Linked DNA regions of Homo sapiens: region 2 is linked to region 1. The links are chromatin loops, found by intact Hi-C in ENCODE. Cell type or tissue: dorsolateral prefrontal cortex. All regions are shown on one strand. Each heading gives the region's core, and the rest is flanking DNA. Links, peaks and the distances in the headings are about the cores only.

Region 1 (8,364 bases), core at 223-8,222:
GAGTTGTTCCCTCATTTCTGAGCTCCTACAACCCTAATAACCTCAAACTTCCCTTTTGTTTCACCAGCTCTAGGGGTGAAAATTGGATCGTCTTAAGTGTCTACACTTTTTGCTTTTTTTTTTTTTTTTCAGACAGAGTCTTGCTCTGTCGCCCAGGCTGGAATGCAGTGGTACAATCCTAGCTCACTGCAAACTCCGCCTCCTGGGTTCAAGAGATTCTCATGCCTCAGCCTCCCGAGTAGCTGGGATTACAGGCGCTTGCCATCATGCCAGGCTAATTTTTGTATTTTTAGTAGAGATGGGGTTTCGCCATGTTAGCCAGATTGGTCTTGAACTCCTGACCTGAGGTGATATGCCTGCCTCGGCCTCCCAAAGTGCTGGGATTACAGGCATGAGCCACCACCCCGGCCCACTTTTTGCCTTTTAAGTTCTGCAGTGTCTGTGTACTAATACCCTATACTAAATCTCCTCTATTAAAATACCTAGTGTGTTTTCTGTTTTCCTTCCTGATATATGATTTCACTCTGAGCCTAGCTCTATCCAAAAAGTAGAAGCACAGCTATTCTTTCTGTTAATGAAGGCAGGAGAAGGTATTGGGTTTGGCTTTGCTATTTAAGAGGGCAACTTCAAAAGACAGAATTGGTAGAAAATGGCAACACTTGTCTGGGGACAAAGCAGCAACCAAGACAAAGTCCCTGCCCCAGTAAAGCTCATTATATAGTGGGAGGACCCAGAAAATAATCAAAGACACAAATACGTCACATGGTTGGGCAGGGCGTATTAGTGTCCTGTGGCTGCTGTAATGAATGACCACAAACTGGGTGGATTACAGCAACAGAAATGTATTCTCTCACAGTTCTGCAGGCAAGAAGTCTGAATTAAGGAGTCATCAGGGCCATGCACCCTCCTTCCTTGCCTTTTCCAGCTTCTGGTGGCTCCAGCTGTTTCTTGGTTTCTGGCCACATAACGCCAATCTCTGCTTCACCTTCACATTGCTTTCTCCTCTTCTCTCTGTGTCTCTGGTAAGGATACTTGTCATGGGACTAAGGGTCCATCTCATTAATCCAAGATGATTTAATTTTGAGATCCTTAGCTTAATCTGCAAAAACTTTTTTTTTCCCAAAAGAAGATTACATCTACAAGTTCCAGGGATTAAGATGCAGACATATCTTTTGGGGGACCACATTCAACCTGCTATCCACAGTAGGGAAGTAGAGTGGTGGGGGCCGGCGTAAGGTGAGCAGTTTTATATAAGGCGGTCAGGTGAAGACTCCGTGAGCACAAGGAACAGCCATGGGGATATGGGAGGAGATTTTCAGACAGAGGGAGGAGCAAGCGCTGAGGGCCTGGTCTTCTTCCACTCTCCTGCTCTCCCACTGCATCTTAAATTCAACATCTGTTTCTGCCTCATGGCTTTTTGCACTTTCCTTTTGCTGTTTCCTCTGCGTGGAACTCTTTTGCATGCGTCTTACAAAAGTGGTCCCTTCTTAGCACCCAGATCACTGTTTAAAGGTGGTGCAGGCCTATAATCCCAGCTCCTTGGGAGGCTAAGGCAGGAGCATCACTTGAGGTCAGGAGTTCAAGGCTAGCCTGAGCAACATAATGAGATCCTGTCTCAAAAAACAAACAAACAAACAAAAAAACAGGAAAAGAAAAGATCTCCTCCTTCAGGAATCCATCTGTGGCCACTCTTTACGAAATATGCCCACCCCAATGTAGCAGAAACCTATCATGCCCTGCTTCCCACCCCCTAAGCCCACGTCTGACTTCAGCCGAAGCTGAAGTGGACCTTTTGTGCCCTCAACCTTGCTTTGTGCTTGCAGCATCCTGCCCCAAGCTTGCACCTCCTCCTCCTTCTTTCTGTGTCAGTGCTGTCTCCCTGACTGTGTGTGGACCTCTCATCCTGCTAGGAGTTAATGGCCCTGGGGTCTGGATGGGTTGATAAATGCCCCATGTTTCTCGAGGGGACAATCTGGCAAGTATTTGACATATTCCTTTCTCCTCTCTCAAGATTGTGAGTGCTGTGAGGGCAGGAACTCTCTTACTTCACATATCTAGTTGCCATCTGTTGAGTATTCCCACGTGCTTGGTTATTTCAGTGACTCTTTTAATAATGTGGAATTTAAAATCCACATTTCATAGATGAAGAATTGGAGTCTTCTCCAAAACCATATCTCAAGATCATCCCTAGTAAATGAAACTTAAAATCAGGTGTTTTGGATTTCCAAGTCAATGCCTTTTTCACTCCTTAATACTTGCTTTCCCTGAGTAATGAAACAGAATTTTCAACATTAGCCATCAAATAAAACTTGATAAATTTAGTAGGGGCTGGATTTCTCTTATGAAACCATTTTTCCTAAATAGAGAATGAGGGCCAGGCATGGTGGCTCATGACTGTAATCCCAGCACTTTGGGAGGCCAAGGCGGGCAGATCGCTTTTGAGCTCATGAGTTCAAGGCTATCCTGGGCAACATGGTGAAACCCTGTCTCTACAAAAAACACAAAAATTAGCTGGGTGTAGTGGTTCACACCTGTAGTCCCAGCTACTTGGGGGGCTGAGGCAGGAGGATTGCTTGAGCCCAGGAGGTGGAGGGTGCAGTGAGCTGAGATTGTGCCACTGCACTCTAGCCCGGGCAACAGAATGAGACCTTGTGTTAAAAAATAAAATAAATAAATAATAAAAAATAAAAAAATAGTGAATGGGAATGAATGTTTATCAAGCATCTACCTTAACATTATCTAATTTCCTCACTAAGTACATAATAGAAGATGTACTCTCTAAACCCTTATATTTACCTGAAAGCCTTTGATTTCACACAGAAGCATTTTCTTCTGCTTTTGATAATCGAAGATTGTTGGTAAAAATCTGAACTCATCGAAGGTCACACAGCTCAGTTCCCTTCAGGAAAATCAGGCCCAGTGAGGATAATACCAATAACATCATCAGACCAATTGAAGGAATTACACTGCAGTGGGTCACAAGGGTGCTGCTAGTCATTAAGTGATTCCCAATAAGTTCATTCACAGCAAGTCCAAATTACACTTACTGTGGCTCTTAAGTTTAGTAATAGTTTTGACCTCTGCTCTGATACCCTCATCTAAACTAATATTTACAGGTATCAGGCACACTGCCTGTGATTTTTTACCCACTTTAAATTATCCTCACAACAACCCCTGTGAATTCTATGCCATTAGTATCATCATTTAATAGCAGAATCACAGAAAGTCTGAACTTTTTGGGAGCATGGAGAGAAGTTATAGGCCACTTTAGAAATCTGATGAAAGCTTAGGGATGCCTTAGGAACAAAAATGTGTATAACCACATGATACAAACTCATACACAACCCATATACTTTCAAGGGGGTGTTCATGAACTTCCTAAGTCCACACATGAGGTTATATATGAACTTGAAGTTAAATCTTGAGTACAAAACTCAGGGTCACCACCATCAGTAGCTTGCATGGGGTCACCTAACTGATAAGGAGCTAGGTATGTTGGAACTCACATCTGTTTAAGTAGACTCCATCGAACACCCTATGGCATCCCAAGCGGTGACAGTCAATTGAAACCCACACACACTTAAATTAAAATAGAAAGCAAGCTCTTGTAAAGACTGCAGGATGCTAACTTTAAGGAAGATCATCACAGCTGTTAGTAAAACCCCATTAACCCTGGGGAAAGTGCATTTGCTTTCCAACTCAGGGAAGATCTGAAATCGGGAAAAGTCCAGTCCAGAATATTCACGCCAACCCGTTTGGCTGGGGCTTATCCCATAGAAGGGCAGCCAGCATGGCCATCAGGTACAATTCCCGGCTTTGCCTCCCCATCTGTGGACCCATCATCACAGGAACAGTCAACTCCCTTTGCTGTTGTGCTGTGACCCATCATCACAGGAACAGTCAGCTCCCTTCACAGTTCTCTGTGGCCTGAACACCAGCCAAGTCCTGTGCTGCTGCCGACCATGTCTGCAGTAGATGCAGACTAGGACACACTAAAGGCTATGGTCAGCATCAGGCTCTGGGTTAGTGCTGAGCAAAGGCAAGTCTCATATTTTAGACTTGTCAGTTCTTATTAGCTCCACATGGAGTGAAGGGAGAGTGCTGTGATGGGCACTTGACCAAGCAAATTAAGCTAATTTAGCCCTAATCTAGTAAACTGCAGAGAGGGTAGAGCTCCAGGCTCTTTAATTTGCTGCTTTATTCCCATGCAGACGATTAAACGATAACGATGATCTTTTTTAATGAGGATTTTTTAAAAATCTGGAATTGGAATTTTTTCAGCACAATAGAGAAACCGTTCATTCAGTTGTTCTAATACCTTGAAATTTTACTTATAATACATTAATTTTCAAACATAATTTGAATCTGAATCCCAGATTTTACATGAATTTGAATAACAGAGGAATTTGGAACACCTAAATTATATTTTTGACAAGAAATGAGTCCAGGGTTGCATTTTGGGAATATACCAGCAGATGGCAATGTCTGACAAAGAGTTTTGCTAGTTTCTACCTTCCTTCCCCTCATCCATCTTCCCAAAAGTTGTTTTCAAAAGCCATAGCAAATATATGCAAAAATATAGGCACTCTTCACTTCTTATAAGTGCACACTGCAGCTGACACTAATTGTTTCAGTCCTTTGGAAAAGCAAAATTAAATGATTATTTTGAATTGCTTTTCTAAAAATCCCAGTGGGTTTATTTCAATAAATCAATCATAATTATAGATTAAGGTAATAGAAATGAATTTGCATCACTAAAAATCATTAAAAAAAATGACCGGGTGTGGTGGCTCACACTTGTAATCTAAGCACTTCGGTAGGCCAAAGCAGGCAGATTGCTTAAGGCCAATAGTTCGAGACCAGTGGGCACCATAGGGAGACCCTATCTCTTAAAAAAAAAAAATTATGGATGGAACGGTGGTGATTCATCACTTCTTTTTGCCTCATGAATTTCCAATATCATTAGATTTTGCTTTTATTCATGTGTGCCAGGCACTAAATTACAATCTATTTGCCTGGTATCTTCCTTTCCTGATAACCGAGTACTGATCAACGAAAAAAATATTCAAGTGGTTAGAAGAAGAAATTTAGAGTTTACCAGTTCTGGCTAGAACCCCAGTTTTACTTATCCTGAATATAAAACTATTCCTACTTATTTTTCATACCACCTTCTGTTTATATGTCTGTCTATTTTAAATTATGTCTCATGAACTGTGCTTTTATACATAATATATACATATATTTACATATATATTACAAAATAACACTATTTTATTTAACAAATATCTCAGGTCCTGTGCTAGGAATTGAGGATCCAGTGGAAAGGAAGCCAAGTCCTTGCCTCTATGAAGCTTGCATTCTGGCAAGGACAGGCACACAAGAAACATATATACAAATAGTACAAGTTTCAGAAGTGATCATTGTTATAAAGAAAATAAAGAAGGGTAATGAATTGCACAGGCAAATGGAGGTGGTCTGGCTGAGCCTTTTAGAGTTGTTGACTTCTGAGGTGAATCCTGAATGATAATGCGAAAGAGAAATGGCCAGATGTGGTGTAATCCCAGCACTTTGGGAGGTGAAGGCAGGCAGATTGCTTGAGCCTAGGAGTTCGAGACCAGCCTGGGCAACAGGGCAAAACCCAGACTCTACCAAAAATTAGCTGGACATGGTGGCGCATGCCTGTGGTCCCAGCTACTTGGGAGGATCACTTGACCCAGGGAGGTCAAGGGTACAGTGAGCCATGATCTAGCAATTGCACTCCAGCCTGGACGACAGAGCAAGAACTTGTTTCAAAAAAAAAAAAAAAGAATGAGAAATTGGTGATATGATCTGGGAGAAGAACATTCTAGGCTGAGGAACAGCAAATGCAAAGGCACCAAGGCAGGAAGGAACTGGGGATAATTAGGCAAGTTAAGGGGTTCTCTGTGGCCCACCCTATTGAGTGGGTGACAGTGACAGGAGATGGGGTTAGAGAGAGGGGCAGAGGCCAGATCATGTAGGGCCTAGAGGCCAAAATTGAGGAATCTGAACCAACTACAAGTGCATGGGGAGACATTGAAGATTTAAAGCAGAGGACAGAGGAGTGACAGTGTTCAAATTACTCTTTTACAAGATTTCTTCATGGAGTATGATTATTCCCATTTTATAGTTAAAGAAACTGAGATTTACAATAATTAAACAATTTGCCAGAGATCACTCAGCTTGGAAGGGGTGAACTAACATAGGCCAAAAGCTTCATTCATGTGTGCAACAACCATTTAGTAAAAGCCTACTTTGAGATCCACACTAGTAGCTATGAAGAATACACAGAGATGTTATCCTTACCTTTTAGTTTTAAAATCTAGTCAAAGAGATACGATAGATTCAGAAAGAGGGCACGTTTAAAAAAAAACAAAACTAGAATGTATCTGTTGATACAAATGACTAAAGAAATAACTGGATTAACTGGAATGCAACCATTAGCTCTGCCAAAGAAAACAATGTCCCATTCAGGATTTTAGAAAATGTACAGTGACAGACACGCCTCACAGTGACTCCCAATGCTCCATACCTTATATAATTTCCTCTCCTTTAGCAAATCCAGGATGTGTGACTTGTTTCTAACCAATAAATATGGCAACAGTAATGAGATGTCAACTTTGTGATAATGTTTTATTACATAAGAATCTGTCCTAGTAAAATGGGGAGAGCTTGTCCTTTGAAGAAGGACACTGCCATAATTTTTACAGCTGAGTAATAATGAGTACTGCCAACAACCTTCACAGCTTGGAAGCCATTTCTTTCCCACTTGAGCCTCTGATGACACCTCAGCCCCAGCCAACCCCTCCATTGCTTAACTCCAAACCAGTTAAGCCATGCTCAGATTATGACACACAGAAACTGAGATAATAAAGCATGGTGGGTTTTTTTGTTTGTGGGCACTGGAGTGCCGTGGTGCAATCTCCACTCACTGCAACCTCCGCCCCCTGGGTTCAAGCAATTCTCCTACCTCAGCCTCCCAGGTAGCTGGGATTACAGGCATCTGCTACCACACCCAGCTAATTTTTGTATTTTTATTAGAGATGGGGGTTTCCATGTTGGCCAGGATGGTCTCAAACTCCTGACCTCATGATCAGCCCATCTCGGCCTCCCAAAGTGCTGGGATTACAGGCATGAACCACTGCCCCCAGACAAAGCATGTTGTTTTAAGTGGCTAAATTGGTAATTTGTTATACAGCATAGAAAACTAACGCATGTAACAATTTTCAGAAAACGCCTTGGGGCTCTTGCAGTTTCACCTCACCCTCATCTGTACCTCTTGCTACTTGACTATGAACCCATGTTGCACAATCCTCAGGTAGGAAGGCCCAGAGGCCACAAGACAAATAGAAAATTCATTATATTCTGAAGAAGAAACCATTGGGAAAGATATTCCAGAAACAATTATAGAAACAAGTGAACCAAAAACTTTTTTGCCTGAGTCTGAGATTACCAGGAATTTGAATAACATGAGCCCTCCATTAACAAAGCATTGTACTACTGAAATTGTTGTTCAAAGTATCAAGTAGTGTTCCCCAAAGTATATTGGGTAGAACACAAGTCCCTAGTGTGCTGAGAAAAGAAAAGATGGGACAACTTCATAATATGCCCTTTGCTGGAAGTTGTCAATGCAGACTTGCATGTTAAAGGCCTGCACAAAATATACCCCATTATAACCCGTTTAATCAAGAATTTCCGAAATGTAACCTGGAAGCCCCTCTTCGTTTTTCAGTTATTGCCTGTATTGACAGGCAGAACCAGTGTTCCTTAGAACATATCTTGGGAAATGCTAGTGAAAGGCACAGATGAGAAGTTAAGGTCACTGGAGTGAGAGGAGTTTCATAATCTTTAGTTAGAAAGTAAACATCTCCATGAACTGGTTAAAATAAATAATTTAAAATGTACTGAAATTATTCTTTATTACTTCATCAAACGGTTAAAGAATTGAACATTAGGTTACTCAGTGTTATGATAATAAGTTGGTTCCAAGTAAGGTAGATTCAACTCTACAGAGAATGACTTCTAGGATTATTTTTGAAACACTTACATAGGATTAACTTTGTGCCAAGCATTATTCTAGGTACTTTACAAACATTAAAACCTCTAAGGTGCATACTATTATTTGCCCCATCTTACAGATTTAAAAAAACAAAATAAAAATACAACAAACAACTGAGGTACATATGTAATTTTTCCATCGTTATGTAGCTGGAAAGTGGCAGAACTAGGATTTAAACCTGTGCAGTGCAGGCATAAAATCCAGTCCTACAACTCCTTTATGAGGCATCCCCTGCTGGGCTGCTGTCTACTACAGAATCATTAAGATGATGCTGTATCAGTAGAAGT
Region 2 (8,364 bases), core at 321-8,320, 240 kb after region 1:
TTACTATTCAACTATTCTAGATACTAATCACTCCATGTAAGTGGAATCATACAATATTTGTCCTTTCATGTCTGGCCTATTTCATTTAGTATAATGTTTTCAGGACTCATTTATGTTGTAACATATATCAGAATCTCGTTCCATTTTAAGGTGAAAAGAATTATAATCCATGTTATGTATATGCCATATTTTGTTTATCCATTAATCTGCTGATGGACATTTGGATTGTTTCCACCTTTGGTAATTGTGGATAATGTTTCTATGAACACTGGTGTACAAATATCTGTTCAAGGCCCTCCTTTCAATTCTTTTGGGTATCTGCCCAGAGATGGAATTGCTGGATCATATGGTAATTCTATATTTAACCTTTTGAGAGACTACTAAACAGCTTTTCATAGTGGCTGCACCATTTTACAATCCCATCATCAATGCACTAGAGTTCCAGTTTTTCCACATTCTCACCAACACTTCTTATTTTCCTTTCATTCCCCAAATATCCGTCCTAGTAGGTGTGAAATGGTATCTCATTGTGGTTTATCCTACAGTTTTTTTATTATCAGTGTTAAGAAAGCATTGTATATATTTCCGTCTGATTGATTGATCCGTAACACCTACGTTTTTTAGTATTTCAGCATTTCCCAAAGTGTGCTCCACAGAATATTGATTGCATTATTAGAGGTTTTATTATTAGATATTTATCATTAGAGATTGCATATATTAGAGGTTTCTATGGGATAAGAATAGTGAGGGAGGGGAACTCTCTGGTGAAGTAAGCTGAGAAAGGAAGCAAACTCCAGTAGAGTCATTTCCAGTGCATACATAACTTCTGCAAATTCAACAAGTGAGTAGGAGGTGGTAACTGAATCTCCTGTCCTTTGATTGGTCTCAGTTTTCTCAAGTCTCTTATGCTGAGAGTGATTCTGTTATCTAAAGATATGCACCTTTTTATACAAATGGCCCATAAATAGAGCCTTTTATGTAGTGCTTGAAGAAAATTTTATCTGTTGCAACTTTGAAGGAAAAACTGGCTATATTCATGATGATGTAGTTGCTGGGCTCTATGTTGGCACTTTCCCTAAGGGATTTTCCAGTGTTCATTTTGACTATACACAGTTTTCACTTTGAACTGACTTTAGAAACTACCTCCCACGTAAGATGCAATTTTACTATATATCTTCCCCTTGAAGATTGGAAAGACCTTGAAAAGCCCTACTGTAAAGAAACCTGATTAACACAGTTTAAACCAGGAGTTGGCAAACTTTCTCTGTAAAGGGCCAGCAAACTTTCTCTGTAAAGGGCCAGATAGAGTATATTTTCAGCCCTGTGGACCAGAGAGTTTCTGTTACAACTATTCAACTCTGCAGTTGTAGCTCGCTAACAGCCATAGACAATCAATACATAAATGAATAGACATGGCTGTGTGCCAATAAAACTTTATTTAGAAAAATATGCAGCATGCTATATTTAACTGGCAAGCATAGTCTTGTGATGCTTGGTTTACACCATAATGACCAAGGTTTATTAAATGGCCTTCCTCTCCTTTTTTTTTTTTTAACCTAAAACCTATAGTAAACCCTTAGATTCCTGAACTTGAATTCAAATATTAGAGGGCTTCAGCTCTTCATGAATGACACTGAAGGTTGATGATAGGTTGTTACTTTTCAGGTGTCTGGATTTTCATCTCTGCGGTACCAGAACTAGTCACTTGGTGAGTGTTATGGGCTGAATTATGGCCAGCCCTTAGATTGATATAGTGAAGTCCTAATTCATAGTACCTCAGAATGTGACTGTGCATGTGGATAGGGTCTCTAAAGAGGTGATTAAGTTAAAATTAGGCCTTGAGGATGGGCCCTAATACAATGTGACTGGTGTCTTTATAAGAAGAAATATGGGCACAAAAAGTGGTACCAGGGGTGTTTGGGTACAGAGGAAAGACCATGTAAAGAGGTGGCCATCTGCAAGCCAAGGAGAGAGGCCCCAGAGGATACCAGCTCTGTTGACACCTTGATCTTGGACTTTAAGCCTTCAGAAATGTGAGAACATACATTTTGTTCTGTAAGCCATGCAGTCTTTGGTATTTTGTTACGGCAGCCCTAGCAAACTAATATAGTGCGTGATTGTAACTCATCTACCCCAACTCATTGAGATCTTAACATTTCTTTGCTCATTCCCAGATACCCAATATCACAAGTATCTTGTACCAAATTTTATAGGTGGAGTCAAGTGCTTTAATTATATTTGCATATTTGGTGTGTTCGTAGATCTTAAAACATATCCCTCCTGCATGTTAATAGTTGTAGAATAGATTCCCATGATGCTCTAATCTCAGTTTTCCTTTGTTTCTCTCTTTAGTTTCCTTCCAAATACTGTCCACTTTGTTTCTATTCCTGGGTTCTGGGGTTTTCAAGTAGATGCATATTTCTTTGGTTTATAGTGCTGCTTGTTGCCGGCAGGAATGGAATCTGAGAACTAACCAGTTGTGTGTAACCTCAGACAAGGTATCTATTTCCCTGACTTGGTTTCCTTGTATTCCTAGTATAATAGCATCCATATTATCTTTGGAGTTTCTAGAAGCATTAGCAGAATACAAGTGATGTGCCTGGCATAGCATATGGCTTATGTTGGACACTTAACAAATAGTAGCTATTGAAGGCAACCAGAAGATATCTGTTTATTTCTCTTTTTTCTGCCTTTGTGATCCAAGTTGACAGCAGCTGTGTAGTCTTTGTTAACACCCACTAAAGAAGCAAGGGATTTAACTAGTTCTTTGCACGTGACATTAGACACTGCTTGGTATATCATTGTTTACAGGGCTTAATCCCTCAAGGAGCTTTTGTCGCCGGGCAGACACAAGAAAGATGTGGAGAGATGACGTGATAAGGCAGAAAATGTACTGAGTCATTCCAGTGCCAGCTCTGCCCTGTGTAACATTTTACAAGTTGCTTTCTCTCTCTCTTTCTGTACCTCATTTATCTTATTTGTAAAGTGGGGGCTTAGACTAAAACACATCTCTAGTGTATCCTCTTTTTGCCTAATGTTTCACTGAGAGATCATGAGGACCAAGAGGATAACTGGGTGTGAGAATCCTTCATACTGATCTTAGTACTACCCAAACCATAACTATCCATGCCCAACATGTTTTCCTCCTAAAGGGGTACTAAAAATTATTGCCTGTAGGAAACTCTCAACCTTTTCTCCTTTCTGTGCTCTCATTTGAGTTAAGCTCCTTGAATATGGAGTTCCTGCTAGAAAAATGACTTTGTTCCATGGCATCAGGAAGGAGAGAGAGGGCAAAGGTGTTTGTGAGGAAATCCCCTTGACTTCCTGCTTCTTGTGCCATCTTGCACCTAGATGCCTTGCACATCCAGGGGGAGTGGAGGGGCAGGTGGTGTGGGGAGGTGCCAAGCGGATGGTGCCACAGAGAGTTTCACTTACCACATGGCAGAACAAGGGATACCACATCTGCCACTTCTGCCTCCCTCCTTGTCCTGTTTTTACACTTGGGTGTGTGTGAAACAGTGTGACCTCACAAGTGACAAAGGAGAAGCATGCTTATTGACTGAAGTGGAGCTTCTGGGGGAAAAGCTGTTTTCTTTTCTGTAGTAGGGAGAATGAGAAATACATATAAATGAGGATATCTTATGGCGTGATATGCACGCTAGATTTCATCAGTATTCATGACGTGTTTCATTCTCGCCACACTGACATCTGTTAAAAAAAGATTCAGGAATGCCATTCTGGTTTCAGTAACTCTGAAACATGGCTTCGGAGGGGATGTATTACTGAGTTCTCTCTCCCACTTTGACAGCCCTGATTTTGCAACTGAGTGTAGATAACTTTGAGCACTTCAGAATCTCCTCCTACAGAGACAGTAGAAGTCTAAAACGGTGTATTCAGTGACATGCATCCTGTAAGAAGCCAAATTGGTATGAACTCTTTAGTTGTTAAGGAGACTAGCCTCAATTTCATCTGTATTTCGAGAGAACTCTATTCTAAATCTCATGGAATTAGGTGAATTTCTAAAACTGTGATTAAACTGTAGTCAGCCAGGGGAAAATTAGAAATAAATTAGAAGTGTCACTGACTTGAGATTTATAGTTTCTCCTCCTGTGCCTACAGAAATTAAGGAGCTTCTCTCTTCTGTATTACAGGCTTTGATGAGAAATCCAGAAGAAAGAGTGTATGAAAGAAAAAGATGACATCTATGCATAGCAAACAAAATCTGAAGATTATTACAGTAAAAACAAAAGAAAGGCAAGAGAATACTTACTAGTTAAAGGTAAGTTGACGTTTCTGTAAATGCTGAACTCTTTGATATGTTAGATAGAATAGAAAAGTGAGTTTATGTGTGTTTGCATGTGAGTACACATTGACTTGTCAAGCGGGGCTTGGACAGGATGTTATATGATATATGATATGGCATATTAACAAAATATTTACATTACTAGCAAATGATGAAGAAAATTAATAAATTAAGTTACTCCCCTACTTTCAAATGAAAGTCAAACACCCCAAAGTTGAATGATATGCTTACATTTTATAGGTCTTTTCCCACAGAGCAAAATAAACAAAAAAAAGTACTAATTGTGCTGTGCCTTAGACATATTTCCTATATTTCCAATATTTATACACGCATTTATAAAAGTATTTTCTTTTTATTTGCAGTTGAACAGCTTCACCAGCTTAAGTCCAGGGGACAACTGAGCAAAGCAAACAATTGATTCTTTTTATAAGTGCAATGATTTTCATCTTTAGCTTAATTGGAGTAAGGGAGAGCTTTGTATCCTTAGTATCAGTACTGGCGTTTTATTTTCCATTTTCCACTGCTTTTTTATAATATAATAAGAGGGGGATGGAATATTTGAACAGTTGCATAAGCATTGTCATAATGATAGCAATGCTATAGAAACCAAACTGCCAGGCATGTAGGCAACACAACCAGATGAGATCTCAAAATGTTTCTTCATGAGATGCTCTCAGAAGTTCATATCTGACAGGCAAAAACGGTTTGAAGGACATTGATGTAAAATATGCACAACTATGAACTGCACGTGAGTAAAATGTGCAACAGTTAGGAACAGCATTTTATGTCTCAAAATGCTTCCTTTGATGAAATCAATGGTAAGATTGCAAATCCACATGCTGGCGCCTGCTGGAGAGATGTAGCAGTCAAGGACGTCGACTCTGGAGATCTTGCCCTACCACCTACCACTTGCATAATTGTGGTCAAAATGATTAATCTCCCTTTGCCTCAGTTTCCTCATCTGTAAAATGCGGGTGATATTAAAACCTACCTTATAGAGTTGCTCAGTAGATGAAATGAGTCAATATAGGCAAAGCACTTGAAAGAATGCTGAGCCCATAAAAAGTGCTCAGTAATTATTGGTTGATTTTATCATTGAGTAAAGTGTACTTCAGGGATGGAAATTTCAGTTGTTTGTTTTAAAGGGGCAAAGATGTGGAAGAGCATAACAGATGTTGGGCAAGTGGAAGATATCAGTTCTTTAACTCTGGGCATATTTGTACTGTTCAAGCAGCTGTCACAGGACTGATGGGTGCCAGGCACAGATAGAAAAAAGCTACAGGGGCTCAGTGTACTTCTCAAACAAACTCTTATTGATTGTCTCCTTGATTCAAGCACCTTAAGAAGCATTGGAGAATACAGACTTAAATGATGCAGTACTTTTCTTAAGTTACAAATAAGACCATCTTAAACTCTTTGCTGTAATCTGTAAGGCTAGACTTGACCTGGTCCCAGACATTGTCTCTAGCCTCACCTCCTTAGCTCCCTGTCCTCATTCTTGCCTTCTTTGATTCCCTCTAAAACACAAGCAGCGATTTTCCACTTGGATTTTTTGCACCCACTGCACAATGCAGCCTGGCTCTTTCCCTCCCTTGTTCCTGTATCTTTTTCCTTTAAGTCTTAGACCGGGGCTTCTCTGGCTTCTCTACTAAAGGAGCCCCCTCTGAGAAGTGAGCTTCCAAAAATATTGTCCCTACTGTCATTCTCATCAACAATGGATATGAGAGCCTATTTTTCCATATCCCTGCAACAAGGAGTATTCCAAAGTTGTTTCATCCTTGCCAGTCTGATAGGTGCTGAACTTGATTATTTGAAGTAGGTTTAAGAGAGGATGCACAGATACGCAATGAGGGCAGAAGTCAGTCATTCATTAACTCACCTTTAGAGCCTTCCCTGTTTTCTTTATAGCACTCGTTACTACCATGAATTAATTTGTCTCTTCAGTTACTTTTCACCTGCCTTCTCTCCTGGTGTATAAGTTCCCTGAGGCCTGGGACAGCATTTGCCCTCTTCACAGTAATATTCTGGGATCCTGGTCCAGCAATTGCCATATACGAGGTACTCAGTAAACATTTTGAGAGTGAAAGAATGAATGAGAAAGACAGGATCTTGTAACTGAAATAGACAGACAACATCTTTACAACAGTGCTAGAGGCTCAGAAATAGAAGGGAGTCTTACAAAAAGTTAGACCCAGGTAGGCAGGAGCAATATTGAAACTATTAACAGCCTCTCAGCACAAATAAGGATCAGCCTAAATAGGCCTTGCCCATAGTGCTGGGCAGGGTCTGAAAGGGCCTCTTGTGGCAGTACGTTTTACCCTTGAGGTGCTGGATTGTGGGGAGGTGGCTGGGATTCAAGAATGGGGCTCAGGGACTGGTCAGTTGCCAACCACTATGGTGGAATTGTCAATATCTTAACTAAGCATAGCTGTATGTGTGCATTCCTACTCAATATCAGTCCTGATTATAGTACCAAGCAGAACTCTTTCTAGTCCCGTTTGTACTAGAATACCATTCTCTGCCTTGGATCAATAAGAAGAGTCATCCAGGCCCGGGCATGGTGGCTCATGCCTGTAATCCCAGCACTTTGGGAGGCTGAGGTGGGTGGATCACTTGAGGTCAGGAGTTTGAGACCAGCATGGTCAACATGATGAAACCCTGTCTCCACAAAAAAATACAAAAATTAGCCAGACGTGGTGGTGCATGCCTATAATCCCAGCTACTTGGGAGGCTGAGGCAGGAGAATCACTTCAATTCAGGAGGCAGAAGTTGCAGTGAGCAGAGATCATGCCACTGCACACCAGTCTGGGCAGCAGAGTAAGTGAGACTCCGCCTCAAAAAAAAAAAAAAAAAAAAAAAGAAGAGGTCTCCAAATAGAGACCAGAGGAGGATTCTGATGCCCTCAAATTTCACCCAAGCACCCTTCTGCCCGCGTTGCATACCAGCAAGTCCTCCCTTATACCTGTTTTATTTCATGTGTGTGGATTTTGTACTGATATGTCATAGTTGTGCACGTTTTAGGGATACATATGTTATTTTGATACATGTATACAATGAGTAATGATCAAATCAGGGTAATTGGGATGTCTATCACCTTGAATATTTATCTTTTCTTTGTGTCGGGATATCTATTTTAAATAACCATGCTCGTCACCTATGAGACTGGCAAGGACAAAAAAATATTTTAAATACTCGTCATTGGAAGGATATGGACAAAAAGGCTCTCATATACTGTTGATGAGAATGCCAGTAGGGGCAATATTTTTAGAAGTTAACTTGGCAATACTTATCAAAATTCTAAATGCACATTCTTATTGACCAGGTAACATAACTTTTAGGGATTTATCTTCCAGATAAACTGGCACAAATACAAAATGATATATGCACAAGTGTGTTCACTTTAGCATTGTTATAATAGCAAAATTATGGGTGCAATTTGTATGGTTGTTGATAGGAGAGAAGTGGATAAATGATGGTACTTCCATCTAATAGAACACTCTGACCTTTAAAAAGTGTCAGGGTAGATCTCTCAAAGGTATTAAGTAACAGAGGGAAAAAAGCTGCCAAAATGGTGTGTATTATGAAATCCTGACACATGCTACAACATGGATGACCTTTGAGGGCATTATGCTATATGAAATAAGCCAGTCGCAAAAGGATGAATACAGTGTGATCTTACTTGTATGAGCTACCTAGTGTAGTCACATTCATAGAGATGGAAAGCAGAGTGGTGGTTGCCAAGAGCTGTAGGGAAGAGGGAATGGGGAGTTACATTTTAGTGGGCACAGAGTTTCAGTTTGAGATAATGAAAATGTTCTAGAGAAGGATGAGAGTGATGGTTGCACAACAATGTGAATGTACTTAATACCACTGAACTGTACACTTAAAAATGGTTTAAATGATGAATTTTTGTTTTATCTACTTTACCACAGTGTTTTTTAATGTTAAGAAGAGGAAAACTTTCCTGGTTTTTCCAAAGAAAAAGTGTTAATAGTTTAAAATACCACCATAATACATTTTAGTGACAATCAGTTAAAATTTCTTAGTAGTCTCAGGATCTA

What was found. A loop is a pair of places that touch in the nucleus more often than their neighbours do. Peaks named below come from ENCODE experiments on the same cell type or tissue, not always from the same donor. Only the 100,000 strongest peaks of a DNase experiment are listed, where the experiment ranks them.
Region 2: it touches region 1 in a loop (3-fold over the local background); 59 of 110 quality-filtered maps call a loop at or near these places.

The regions. Positions count from the first base shown.
Region 1 is chr3:69,667,398-69,675,761 of GRCh38, reverse strand. No RefSeq gene overlaps it. Among named protein-coding and RNA genes, the nearest start is that of MITF, 68 kb to the left of the region's middle. In dorsolateral prefrontal cortex, for the core only: CTCF peaks have their summits at 4,275 and 4,475 (motif pointing right); no DNase peak of the experiment used is centred there.
Region 2 is chr3:69,428,549-69,436,912 of GRCh38, reverse strand. It overlaps a transcript of FRMD4B not described here. Among named protein-coding and RNA genes, the nearest start is that of FRMD4B, 47 kb to the right of the region's middle. In dorsolateral prefrontal cortex, for the core only: no CTCF peak of the experiment used is centred there; no DNase peak of the experiment used is centred there; H3K4me3 peaks cover 652 bases; H3K27ac peaks cover 2,275 bases; H3K27me3 peaks cover 792 bases.